Linked DNA regions of Mus musculus: region 2 is linked to region 1. Evidence: chromatin loops called from intact Hi-C (ENCODE). Cell type or tissue: heart. All regions are shown on one strand. Each heading gives the region's core, and the rest is flanking DNA. Links, peaks and the distances in the headings are about the cores only.

The links. A loop is a pair of places that touch in the nucleus more often than their neighbours do. Peaks named below come from ENCODE experiments on the same cell type or tissue, not always from the same donor. Only the 100,000 strongest peaks of a DNase experiment are listed, where the experiment ranks them.
Region 2: a loop joins it to region 1, with 6 times the contacts of the local background. A loop is called at or near these places in 3 of 42 quality-filtered maps.

What each region holds. Positions count from the first base shown.
Region 1 is chr7:51,861,206-51,867,307 of GRCm38, forward strand. It overlaps Fancf (Fanconi anemia, complementation group F), which reads right to left and starts at 1,062. Exons shown (of 1, transcript NM_001115087.1): 1 at 1-1,062. The coding sequence starts at 1,049. The coding sequence ends at 18. It also overlaps a transcript of Gas2 not described here. In heart, for the core only: a CTCF peak has its summit at 953; DNase peaks (open chromatin) are centred at 656 and 1,106; H3K4me3 peaks cover 2,129 bases; H3K27ac peaks cover 1,751 bases.
Region 2 is chr7:51,910,928-51,917,137 of GRCm38, forward strand. All of the region lies in intron 3 of Gas2 (growth arrest specific 2), which reads left to right. Among named protein-coding and RNA genes, the nearest start is that of Gas2, 35 kb to the left of the region's middle. In heart, for the core only: no CTCF peak of the experiment used is centred there; no DNase peak of the experiment used is centred there; H3K27ac peaks cover 1,038 bases.

The DNA.
Region 1 (6,102 bases), core at 1-2,500:
GCCTGGGAACTGAGAATCTACTCTAGCACGATCCCACACTCAAGCACCACCAGGAGGTCTGTCCAGATGCTCATCCCAGGAACCTCGAAATCTCCATCCAAGGCTTTGCGGGACCTTAGGGTCACCAGCACCTCTTCCTGCAGAAATGGCTGGGCATGGCACAAGCTCTGCAGCCTTAGGCACAGCTCTTCCCAGGGCATGTCCTCCATCTGTGTAGGGACCCAGGCACCCTTTTGCAGATCATAGTGCAGCCGCGTGGCCCACGTTGTGAGCAGGTCCAGGTAGGCGCGAGACAGTGCGTGGTGGCAGCCCGCCACGGAGGCCAGGCGCTTGGCTGGCAGATGGCGGCAAAAAGCGGCCAATACCTCGGGACTTTCGAGAAGCCAGCGCAGTAGTTTCTGTGTCTCATCCGCACCCGCAGGGTCCGTGGCCTGGGCTGGCTCCGGGTCTTCCTCGCGTAGCAGCAGCGCTTCGGCAGTCACGTCGAGCACGTGCTCCCGCGGCCCGCGCGTCCACAACGTGTCCAGGAGTTTGCGCGCGGCCGCGGAGTCGGCCCCGCCCAGCTCGTGCAGGCGCGCGTCCAGCAGCTCCGCGTGCGTGCGCAGCAGCGCGCTCCTGGGCGCGTCCCCGCCGAGGCGGCACAGCAGGCGCAGCGCGCTTCCGCGGCGCGCCAGGAGGACCAGGCGCGACTGCGGCACGTCGTCTCGGTGGTCCGCGGCGGGGCCCGGGAACAGCAAGCTCGGCAGCGCGCGGGCGGCGGCGGGCGCGAGCGCGCGGTTCCGCAGCAGGCGGAGGGCGAGCCGCGCGTCCCCGGACTCCAGCGCCGCGAAGCTGCGCAGCCCGAGCGGCCCTCCCCGCGCGGGGAGCCGCCTCTCGAGCGCCTCCCGCACGCGGCCGCGGCCCGCGAAGCGTCGGTACACGTGGAGCAGATAACGCGCCCACTGCAGCGCCCTGCGCACCTTTTCGGCGTCCCACGTGCTCACCAGCGACCCACACGACACGGCCAACAGCTCGGAGAATCGCTCGGTTTGCTGCACAAGCGGCTCCATGGCGGCCGCTTCCGCCCTGACATCCCGAGGCGCGAGCCGATTGGACATGAGCGTGAGCGCCCGCCTCAGCGTGCTGTGCCATTGGACGACGGCCGTGTCAGTCTCGCACCATGGTTTCCGGGGCACATTGGCGCTGAAAATGAACTAGGGCAAAGTCCCAAGCTTTTACTCTGGGTCTGGGAGAGGACGCGTGAGTGCGAGTTTGAGCGCTAGGATTTTATGTGCTCTTTTGTTTTAAAAATGCCAGTGGTAGACATTTAGGCGCTTCCCCGAAAGGGGACCCATGTTCATCATTATTAGCAGTGCGGATGTGATCTGCTTGCGAACTCAAAGCTCTTAAATGGCCCGTTTCCCTGGTACTTGTGGAACCAGGACCCTCACACGCTGTGCTGTGAGTTCCCGGGCTTTTTTCCTTTTTCCTTATTTATATTGTTTACTGATTCTGAGGAAACCTATCACTGAATTGTGCAAGCAGCCTTTCAGTTTGCAGTCCTGCCTCGACTAACCTAGTGACTGGCAGCACTATCCTGAGGCTTACTAGCCATGCAATAAATGAAAGTTTAAGCTCAAAATTAATCTACACATTTATGCTAGACTCTGAATAGTTCTGGGCATTCTTATCAGAACATATAGTTAAGCCAGTTTTGTTTAGTTTTTAGCCATTAGCCCAGACTATAGTGTTTGGCCTTGTGATTTTATTTTAGTCTGTGTGATGGGTTTTAAAGTTTCAGGTGGTAGCTATTAGGAATTACAGAGGTCACTGGTTCATCCACTTACTAAATACTAAGTCACGTGATGTGATAGCCAGTGAAGGACAGGACTGGCGCAGTTGAGATAAATGTAGTTAAAGCTTCCCTGTCCCACAGGAAACACTAATGTTCCTTAGAGAGACTTCAACTTCATAATGCGGTAGACAAAAATAAGAGTCACTAGATCTTAGATGTTAGGGAAAGCCCCATTAAACCTTCCTTTCAACTGAATGCCCAAAGAATACACCTGGAAATGCTTCAAGGCCATGGGAACCGTTAATAAGTCTTAAGCCACCAGAGTGAAAACCAGATCTAATCCAGGGTGAGAAAGAAGTCCAAAACAGCTTCATTTCCAAGTGGCTGGGACAGTTCAGAGAAACTTCACCAGTGCTCACCTTTTCAAAACCAATATTATGTTAAATCTCAGTACCACAGTGAGTAATTATTTGTTTCACAGTAGCCATCTTTTATTAAGTAGCTATGCATCCCTCCGACAGTTTCCCATCAGAAGAATGCACTTTGGATTTCGAACCAGTTTTCCATTTAATTTGGAACAATCTATGTAGAGGCTGAAAGATGATAAACACTTTAATTTCAAGAAACCTATGCACTTGAGGCAGACATTGGGAGGATTCCCAACCCATGTAAGTGTAATTCAAATCAGATTTTGTGTAATTTTAAAGTGCCAGGTATGGTGATTTTAAAGACCAATTGGAAATGGATAGGAGAGCACTGAAAGGCTATATGGACTGATCTTTGATTTAGGCTGCACAAATACTTGCACCATCAGAGGATAGTGGAAAATCACGTGAGAGGAATCACACAAGTTAAAATGTCAGTGTAATATGTGAATACTGTATGCTGAGAATGCCAGGATCAACCTTCCACCTGCTGGTCACACTCTGCAAATCCCCAATATGTAGTAAATAAGAACAGAAAATGGAAGCCCAGTGTTAGCAAACTTTTATTAAAATAGCATTTCATTCAAACACAGGAATGAGCAACATAAACAACTAACATAAGATACTTTCACCAAGAGCTTCCCTCAGGACTCTAGAGAAGATGGAAGCCATATATGTGACATACTGGGGTAGGTTTTTGTTGCTGACTTTCAATATGTACTCTGTGGTGTTTTCAGTAAGATGTCCTCCATTGGCTTTGGTGTTTGAATACCCTAGTTGGTAACACTGTTTGAGAAGGTGTGGCCTTAGGTTAGGCTTCGAGAGCTTAGAACATCAACTACTTCCAGTTTCATCCTTTTCTGTTTCATGTTTGCAGGTGAGCATGCCAACTCTTAGCTTCCTTCCTCTGCTGCCTTGCCCAGCCCCTGCTGTGATGGACTCTTGCTCTCCTAGAACCCTCAACCGTAAGCATAAATAAAACCTGCTATAAGTTGCCTTGGTCATGATGTTTTATCATAGCATCAAAAAGTTAACTTGTACTTTGGGATAGCAGTCAGCTCCACCCTCAGGGCCAGAAAATGTTAACTGAACCAGTTAATGAAACCCTGTCTTAATTTACTAACTAGTCTAGGAATCCAGCTGTAAGCCTCTCTATATAACATCCTCTACTAAATAAAATAAGTTCAGAAGTGGCCAGAGGAATTCACTATAGTCATTAAGGCCTACAGTATTCAGAAAAAAAAATCTTACTCTAAAGTCAGTAATTAGTCTAAGCTGAACACCAGGCATGCTTATGAGAGAGTTTCTTTGTCAGGAAGAAACGTTGAACAGTCCTTAATCTGAATCTGCTTATAAATACCTTATATATTTCTAATTGCTTTTGTCAATCTTGTGGGGTTTTTCAAATTTATTTAATTTAAATGTACGTAGCTAAAGTAGCCCTTGCTATGATGGATTCTATCCGTCTGAAACCATAGACAAGGGTGTGTTGGTCATGGTATCTTGTTACAGCAACAGGAAAGTAAATGTTGCAGTAGTAATCGGACCAGTGAGAGCGGTTTTTTCCCTTTAAACCTAGCGTTTTATATGTGCCTCTCAAATGTTCTTTACTGGAGTATCTTTTGCCTGGATGTGAAAAGACTGGAAACATTGCTCAAACACAAGCCAGAAGCCACACTGCATGGTAATGGAAAGTGCATTGTGTTTCCTATTATCTGACCTAGGCTTTTGTAAATAGAAAGGGGGAAAATTATCCACTTGCCCTCTCCTTCATTAATGTGTTTTCTTCTCTTTCCCCACTGTCCTGAGCAGAGGATAGCTCATCATCATGTTAGCTCCTTGCCCTTGCCCTTTGATTTTCTGCTGAAGTAATCAGTATGAGGCCTTAGCAAACAAGCAGGGGGACCAAAGGCAGGCTCTGTCTTCTAAGGCTGAGGCATCTTCTTTCTGCATCTGTTCTGCACGATGTTCCCCCTAGCAGCCCTCTGGACTTCCTGCATGTGGGGTCATACTTACTGACTGCTTTTGCCTTGCCCAGATTTTATACATGTTCTTCTGTTTGTTTATGTTCAAAACCTCTCATGAGTCTGCCCTTATTTTCTGACAAGACCTCAACAGAGTCAATTGCTCAAATTCTCAGTCATTTTTATAAGTCATGTGAGTTCATGAGTCATAACATTTTCCCTCCACATTCATCTAGCTAGTGATGAGTACTTTAATGAATGTATTCTGAAATACCTAACATTGACATATGAGCTGCCAGTCTGTGACAGAAGTCATCATTACAGCAAGTATATGACAGGTGATGTGAAATCATCCCATAATGTAATTAACTAGAGGTGAACAAAGCATTCTGTTAACAGTGTGGCATGGTGGAGGTGTCGGAACAGGGGCCCGGATGGTGAAGACTTTAAAATACCTTCTGCAGTTTATAATTATTTCTTTTATAATTAATAACTTGTCTGTTTGTCTGACTTTCTTTTCTTTCTTTCTCTTTCCTTCCTTCTTTGCTTCCTTTCTTCTTTCTTTTCTTTCTTTTCTTCCTTTCTCCCTTTTTCTTCCTTTTCTCCCCCTTTCTCTCCTTTTCTCCCCTTTCCCTCCTTTTTCTCCCCCTTTCTCCCTTTTTCTCCCCTTTTCTCCCTTTCTCCCTTTCTCCCTTTCTCCCTTTCTCCCCTCCCCTCCCCTCCCCTCCCCTCCCCTCCCCTCCCCTCCCCTCTGTTCTTCTCCCTTCCCCTCCCTTCCCCTTCTTTTGTTTTCCCCCTTCAGTAAGAAAGGAAATGAGCTGTTTTATTTTGAATTAGAAGATAGCTTTCATGTAGATATATGACACTGTTTGCATGCCTTCATTTTTGTATGTTGATGTATGAGCACCTGCCAGGAAGGAGTTTTTGTTTCTGGTTCAATAACTTTTAAGTGTCTGCTGTTCCCATTTTCAAGTCTCCCAAAACTTTTATGTGGATTCTTTAGGCACATTTTTTTCATTATTTCTCAGCCTTCTTTTTTTTCTGGATGGCTGAAAGTTCCAGACATATAATGCAAAATGTCCTAAGAGATTTGTGTGTGTGTGTCTGTGTGTGTGTGTGTGTGTCTGTGTATGCTAAGCAAATAGAAATTGAAAAGTGTGTACATATATAAACTCACTTTAATTCCCCTTTCGTAATGATAGATGAAACTAATTTTTCTAATTAGTGTCTTACAAAGTAGCAAATATAGTGAGAAATTGCCACAAAAGCTGTTGTATTTAATTACTTCCAGACCTCATCTGGGTTATGAGATTGGGCTGCTCTGCTAAGAGCATTAATGTCAAGGAATGTTCTCACACGAGATTCCTGGTATTTCAAAATACCAGCAAAAAGTGATTAAAATAAAGTTTGCAATATTGCAAATACATTTAACTGGAGGGTAACATTTTCATAGCATTGTTTCTTTGTTAATTATCAACATTTTAGTAGGAGGGATGACCTCAAAAAAGTAAAATAAATGTTTAAAATAAAAAGGGAAAATAATTCTTAGGATGCTGCAGAAAATATCCAGTCACATTTACAGGAGATGGCCCCTGTGAAGGGAGAGAAAAGTGTTTGAAGCAAAATGATTGTATAGCTTAGTTTTTTCTTAGATTTTATTCTTTTGAAGAGCATACTGAATATGGCCATTTTTAAAGTCCCCATGTCGATCTCTAACAAATCTGCACATGTTTCTGCTGCTTTTTCCTGTAGAATCCAGAGCATCTCCATCCCTTGCTTAATTGGTACAATTTTGTTATTGTGGTTTTTAAAATAAAATTCTCAAATTGTGTGGATGTTTTGCCCGAGTTTGTGTCTGCCCACCATGTTCAAGCCTTGTGTCCTGGCAGCCAGAAGAGGGTACTTGATCTTCTAGAATTAGAATTCCATGCAGCTGTGA
Region 2 (6,210 bases), core at 1,579-4,078, 51 kb after region 1:
GGTGTGTGGGTTCATCTCTGGGTCTTCAATTCTGTTCCATTGGTCTACTTGTCTGTCACTATACCAGTACCATGCAGTTTTGATCACAATTGCTCTGTAGTACAGTTTTAGGTCCGGCATGGTGATTCCACCAGAGGTTCTTTTATCCTTGAGAAGAGTTTTTGCTATCCTCGGTTTTTTGTTATTCCAGATGAATCTGCCGGTTGCCCTTTCTAATTCATTGAAGAATTGAGTTGGAATTTTGATGGGGATTGCATTGAATCTGTAGATTGCTTTTGGCAAGATAGCCATTTTTACAATGTTGATCCTGCCAATCCATGAGCATGGGAGATCTTTCCATCTTCTGAGATCTTCTTTAATTTCTTTAGTTCTACCTCTTCCGTCTCTGTCCTGTCCCACAGAAGAAATGTTAGGGCAAGACCTGTAGTCCAGGGGCGGCATGTTCAGCCTGCAGCCTGTGGGTCACTTGTACCCCACAACAGCTGTGGATATGACCTAACACAAAATCATAAATTTTATTTAAATATGAATTATACTAATGCATTAATTTTTAACTTTGTAGGTGGCGATGTTCTGTTGCAATTTCTAAAGCACGGGCATGCCTTTAAGCAAAGGTCTGGAGCCAGTATCCAAACCAAGTCATATTACTCTCTGAACTCCATTATAGCACAGATCTTCTGTAGAAAATGCTTCTACAGCTGACAGTTCACTTGGGAATGGGAAACTTGACTGATTTATCTAAATTTGGCAATAGAAATTTCAAAACTTATATTTGCCTGTAATGAGTTATGAAATGGAAAGCTTTTTCTAATGTATTAGAATGTCTTAAATAGGAAGGTTATATGGCTTTTGTATGTCTTATGATGATTCTAGTATTTTACATATGTTAATAATTTACTTTTGTGATACTTGGGATTGAAACTAGGACCACTCATTCACCAGGAGTGTGATCTGCCACTGAGTTAGACCTTCAGCATAACTTTTCTCTGCTCAAAATATTTCTGTGTGTGTATGTGTGTGCGTTGTGTGTATAAGCACATGTGTATCACACATATATGTGGAGGGTGAAGGTCCCTTTGTTAATGTCAGGTGGGTGTCAGGGATTGAATATCAAGCTCCTTTACTCTCTGAGCCATCTTGCAGGCTGGAACATTTTCTGGAATGGAGATGGCTGAAGACTAAATGATTTTGAGGTGATCCAGGGGCTGATGTGTGTACTATGTATATCTGAATTGGCCAAGTGCAACTGGAAGAGCTCACAGCTTGCCTAAAGGTGAAAGTGCGGATAGAAGTGAACTAATTAGTATTGACAGGATCTGTTCATTTTGAGGATTTAAGGTCTGCTTCTACAGTGTTCCACAGCTGCATGCAGTGATAATCAGCTAAGTGATGGCAGCTAGTACTGTGTACAGTGACTCAGCTCTGAGAATTCATAGAGAGAATGACTGCTGGAGACTCACCAAGTGGGTCCTCAGGAGACACTTCTGACCTGAAGTGAGCCCTTATTACAGCAATTAGGAATCTTCCTTTCAGTTGCTGAAAGAACCATAGAGATGAGATAATGTATGTATATATATCTTCTCCATAAGTGATCCTGATTTTACTATAAAATGACTGAAACCAGAAAATGAGAAGGTTGTTTCTTCTCGGGATCCCTAATTAGCCATCTACCTAAGTATCATTTAACAACCAAGGGAAACGTAGTTTGTGTGAAAGTGCAGAAGAGAGACTGAGATTTCCAGTGCTCACGTCATTGCGTGATGACCGTTGTCAACTCTGAGAATGTGTGACTATTGGCTAATGGTAGCTGACAAGGGGATAAAAATATGGCATAGCCAGATCCTCATTTTATAACCCTTTAGCAATTCAGTATTCTGTGAGCTGTAAATATTCTGTAGCTGTGATGCATATGTGCATGCTATATTAGACTGTATCATAACAGAAAATGTGATGGAAAACTGGCTCATGAGTACATGTTAGGGTCACATCCTTGGGGAGGAGAACTCGATGCATATGGCTGATGATTAGGAGTAGAGGTGTTGTGAAAACCCTCACAGCCAACTCTCAGGACACTTAGCATACATGGTAACAATGCAGTGTTCCTGAGACAAGCCATACGAAAGTTAGTTCCATGCAGGCAGAGCTGTGACGATGAGGAAGGGGACATTTCACTGTGTGAATGAACTTAGGGAGTTAAACTAGAGTAGTGTCCACTGGGTAGAGCTTTACTCGCCTGCCTCCCTCACTTCATTTTCTTAGTTCTTTGCTGCACACGGTTAGATGGCAGCCTGCCCATGAGAACGACCTAGCAAAATAAGAGAAAGACATTATGCCCCCACCCTCACCCCAGGTCCTCTTTATTGTGGAGAATACTTCTAATGAGGTCTGTGAGCTGGGCAGTGGCAAGAGAATCTGAAGCTCTACTTTATGTTCATGAGAACCTGCCTCCCAGAAAAGGGGAGAGAAGGAAGAGATGGCCTGGCAACTGCAACACCTGACCTAGAAACCTGCCTGAATTCCATCAGAGGCAGACTTATGTGAATACTGGGAAAGATCCACCTCACAGGAGGTGACACCAGTCTTGTCACAAGTCCAATTTGTAAGCTGTTGCTTGACAGTGTAAACAGCTTCCATTAGAAACAGGTGGGACAGAAAATGAAACCAATTAACACATCAGAACACAGTTAACAATTCCAGTACCTTCTGAGTTGGAAACAAGTTAAACACATAGAGGCTCACAAATGCATGCACGCAGACATACACACTAGCACACATGTACACAAGTGAAAGCAGACAGACATACAAGCACCCCCTCCCCGTAGACACACACATACACAGACACAAAGGCGCAGACATGTGAGCACACACAGGTACACCCTTCATCTGTGTGACTTCCCAGCATTAGCAGAGTTTGCTCCTTAGCAGGAAATAAATCTACTGAATTTTTCCACAATGACATCATCTCTCCCCATCAGGCCCACTTCCTGCCTTAACCACATTCAGGCTCATTGGCAAGAGAATTGAGTGTTTCCATGATATCTGAGAGCACTAATTTTAGTCATTGCTTTTATGGCAGGAGAATGTAGACTACAGTGTCAAGGAAAATAACTCTCCCCATATGGAAAATGAGAAATTAATTGTTTGAAAATGTGCTTTTTCTAAATGGAGAAATTCAAGGCATTTTGAACAAATCAATAGAGACATTGCAAGCTATTTTGTAAAAAGAGAAACACTGAGATTTTTATAACAACAGCATTTCATAAGTCTGAAAATTAAGGAAAAGAGGTATTTCTTCATTTATAAGTATCTGAAGATTTCTAGGTAAGCTAACATGTGAGTGCTCATGCTCTGTGTGTGTGTGGTCCAGGGAAAAGGTTCTGTTACATCACAGAGCCGGCGTGGTCTTTTCAGATGAGGTAATTTACAGTGTGCAGACCTTCCAGCTCTTTCCTGAGTTCTCTGGGGCAGTTATGTGAATGCTGCCTTTGTCTCAGGCAGTAGTTTGGAGATGCATTCTATATCATGCAAGAAGCTGTCTGGGATCCATGTTGGGCTAGCATTATTTCAATGGTCATGTCTAATTTCACACAGCACAGTCTACTTGTCTGTTAGATGTATTGAAATCACTGTTCCATATTAAAAGTAAATAGTAGAGTGTTACACTGAAGGCAAATTGAGAAAATCAAGAAATCTGGCACAGTCAGGACTGAGAATAAAGAATAAAATCCTCCAGGTGTGGAGGAAGAGAACCCTCTGTCTGAGGCTAACCTCAGGAAGCCACCCGGTGTGCTCTGTGCCCGACTTGTGAGGGATGCTCAAGTCCTCCATCCACATGAGAAGTCCTCAGAGCTTCCTGGTGCACTGCTGTGGACAGTGGGCGAAGCATTGAGATTCTCCCAGGGTGCTGCTTTTAAATTCACGAAATTTCACAGACAATACAAGCCAAACAAACTTTTATTGAAATAGATTCTAGGAGCAGAAACTATCTTCACAACATTAATAGCAAATATGAGCCTCAGCAGAAACAACAAAGCTTGCCTTTTAAAACCTTAAGTTGACGTTCATTGAAATAAAGTCTAAAGTTTTAAAGCTGAGTAGCGAGTAGTATTTTCAAGTTTCTGCCACGTTTTATAATGCAAACAAACCCTATGTTTTCATTTAATAGAAAGACCCCTTTTTTCTTTTTACCCTAGTAATGGAAGAATGATAAACTTTGATTTGTGCTTACTAAACTAAAAGCAGTTTTGCTCATCTCATAATCAGGGTCCTCCTAACGCATGATGGGAGTATTTTCAGGATTTCAGTTGGTGGGAAGGGCTGTCAAGAATGTAAACGTCAAACAGGGATTTACAGAATAAATGAGAAGAGTTAGAGATCTAAAAGAGAAAAGATACATTTTTACATTCTAGCTATATCATAAGTGCATATGCAAATACATATATATATGTATATATGTCTATTAAGTGTCTATGTGCATGTATGGCAATGTGTATGTAAATGTAAGTTTTCATATGCATATATATGTATACAGGACATGTATGTTTGTATTTACACATGTATGTATATATGTATGTATATAGGTATATATTTATATACTTGTGAATATATATCTATGTATATATGTGTGTGTGCATATATAAAGTATATGTGTGTGTGAACATAGAGGTGTACTTCCACAATATGAAACTGGAACATTCTACCCTCTTATGATGTCATAGGAAAAGAGATCTAACATTTGACCTCATGTGACCTGTCATAGTCAAGCAGGAACCTTGAAGATAAAGAGTAAAATAACAGCTACACAAGACTATGTGTATGAGATGTATAAGAAACATAGTTGAGCACCTTGTTGTAACTCAGTTCCTCTCAGTATATTAAAACTTCACATTTATGAAAATATTGTGAAATCTAAGAAAATCTGAAAAGAGCCTTAAATATCCTTAAATTTCCTTTCTGGGAAAGGATATTCTTTATGTATTTGTTTATACTTATGCATATGTGTGTGCACATGCATGTATCATTGCATATTTGTGAGTATGCACAGGTGCATTAGTATGTGAGAACATGCATGCATAAGTGTGTGTACATGTGTATGTGTGTTTGCACTTATGCATATGCATATATGTTTGAAGAATGTGTGTATGGGCTGTGCATATGTATGAGTGTGTACACACATGAGCATGGGTGTGCATGTGTTAGCACACATATATAAGTGTGTGTGTGTGTGTGTGTGTATGTGCATATGTATGTTTGAGTAACTTTATTAATAGTAAATTGCAAATGGGAAACAACTTGCATGTTGTTTCACATTCTCATGGTTGCCATTTTGATACTGTCTGAAGACTGGAGGTCAGAGTTTACTCTCTTCACACTTAATACCTTGTACCTTGATAAAACTGACGTTTTCTTAACTGATTATTCTATTAAATGGCAATCTAACCATCAGGTCATTTAAAACTGAAGTCAGCCAATCACTTCTTTGATCAGAATTCTCCAGTGGAGCCCTCACTGCTTAGAAATAAGACAAAATCTTCAGCAACACTGGAGCCCTTTAAACGTAGAACCTAACTGGGGCTTTAGTTCTCTGGAAATATAGTGAGGTATATGGCCCCTCATAGTGAGGTATATGGCCCCTCATAGTGAGGTATATGGCCCCTCGGAGCTAACCACTCCCTTCTTTTATGCATCCTCCTTGGCCTCTGCAGGGTGCTCAGGAGCTTGTGACCTTGACTGAGAATAGAGTTTCATAAATACTGCTGGATGTAAAGACCTTTTGGTTCCTGGGCAGCATTTCTAGTTGCATCATGTCTCAGCCTCAGTCCCGGTAGGCAGCTTGCTCCAGTCTGTCAGAAATTTCCCTTTCTGTAATGTGTTGACCTCGTGGTCAGCTTTGAGGCTGCTCAGCTCTGGAAGTGGCTGATTCTCAGTAAGGTGTCCCCTACTGATGCTCTATCATCCTCTTCTCAGCTAGGCACAGAACTGTAAAATCCTCAGAAACCTCATTTTAACCGGTGGCTTGCACTTCTGCTGTAATTCTTGGGATACACTCTGACCCCTAACACCTCAGTAATAGCCTAGAAAGGAAGCTTGGTCATGTTTGCTCTTCTCTCATTTCCTCAGAGTGATAGCTGTCACAGAGTGTGACGTGGGAAAGGTAGGTGGAGCAAAATTAGATTAAACGTCTTCTGAGTTTTTAAAATAACTTCCTCA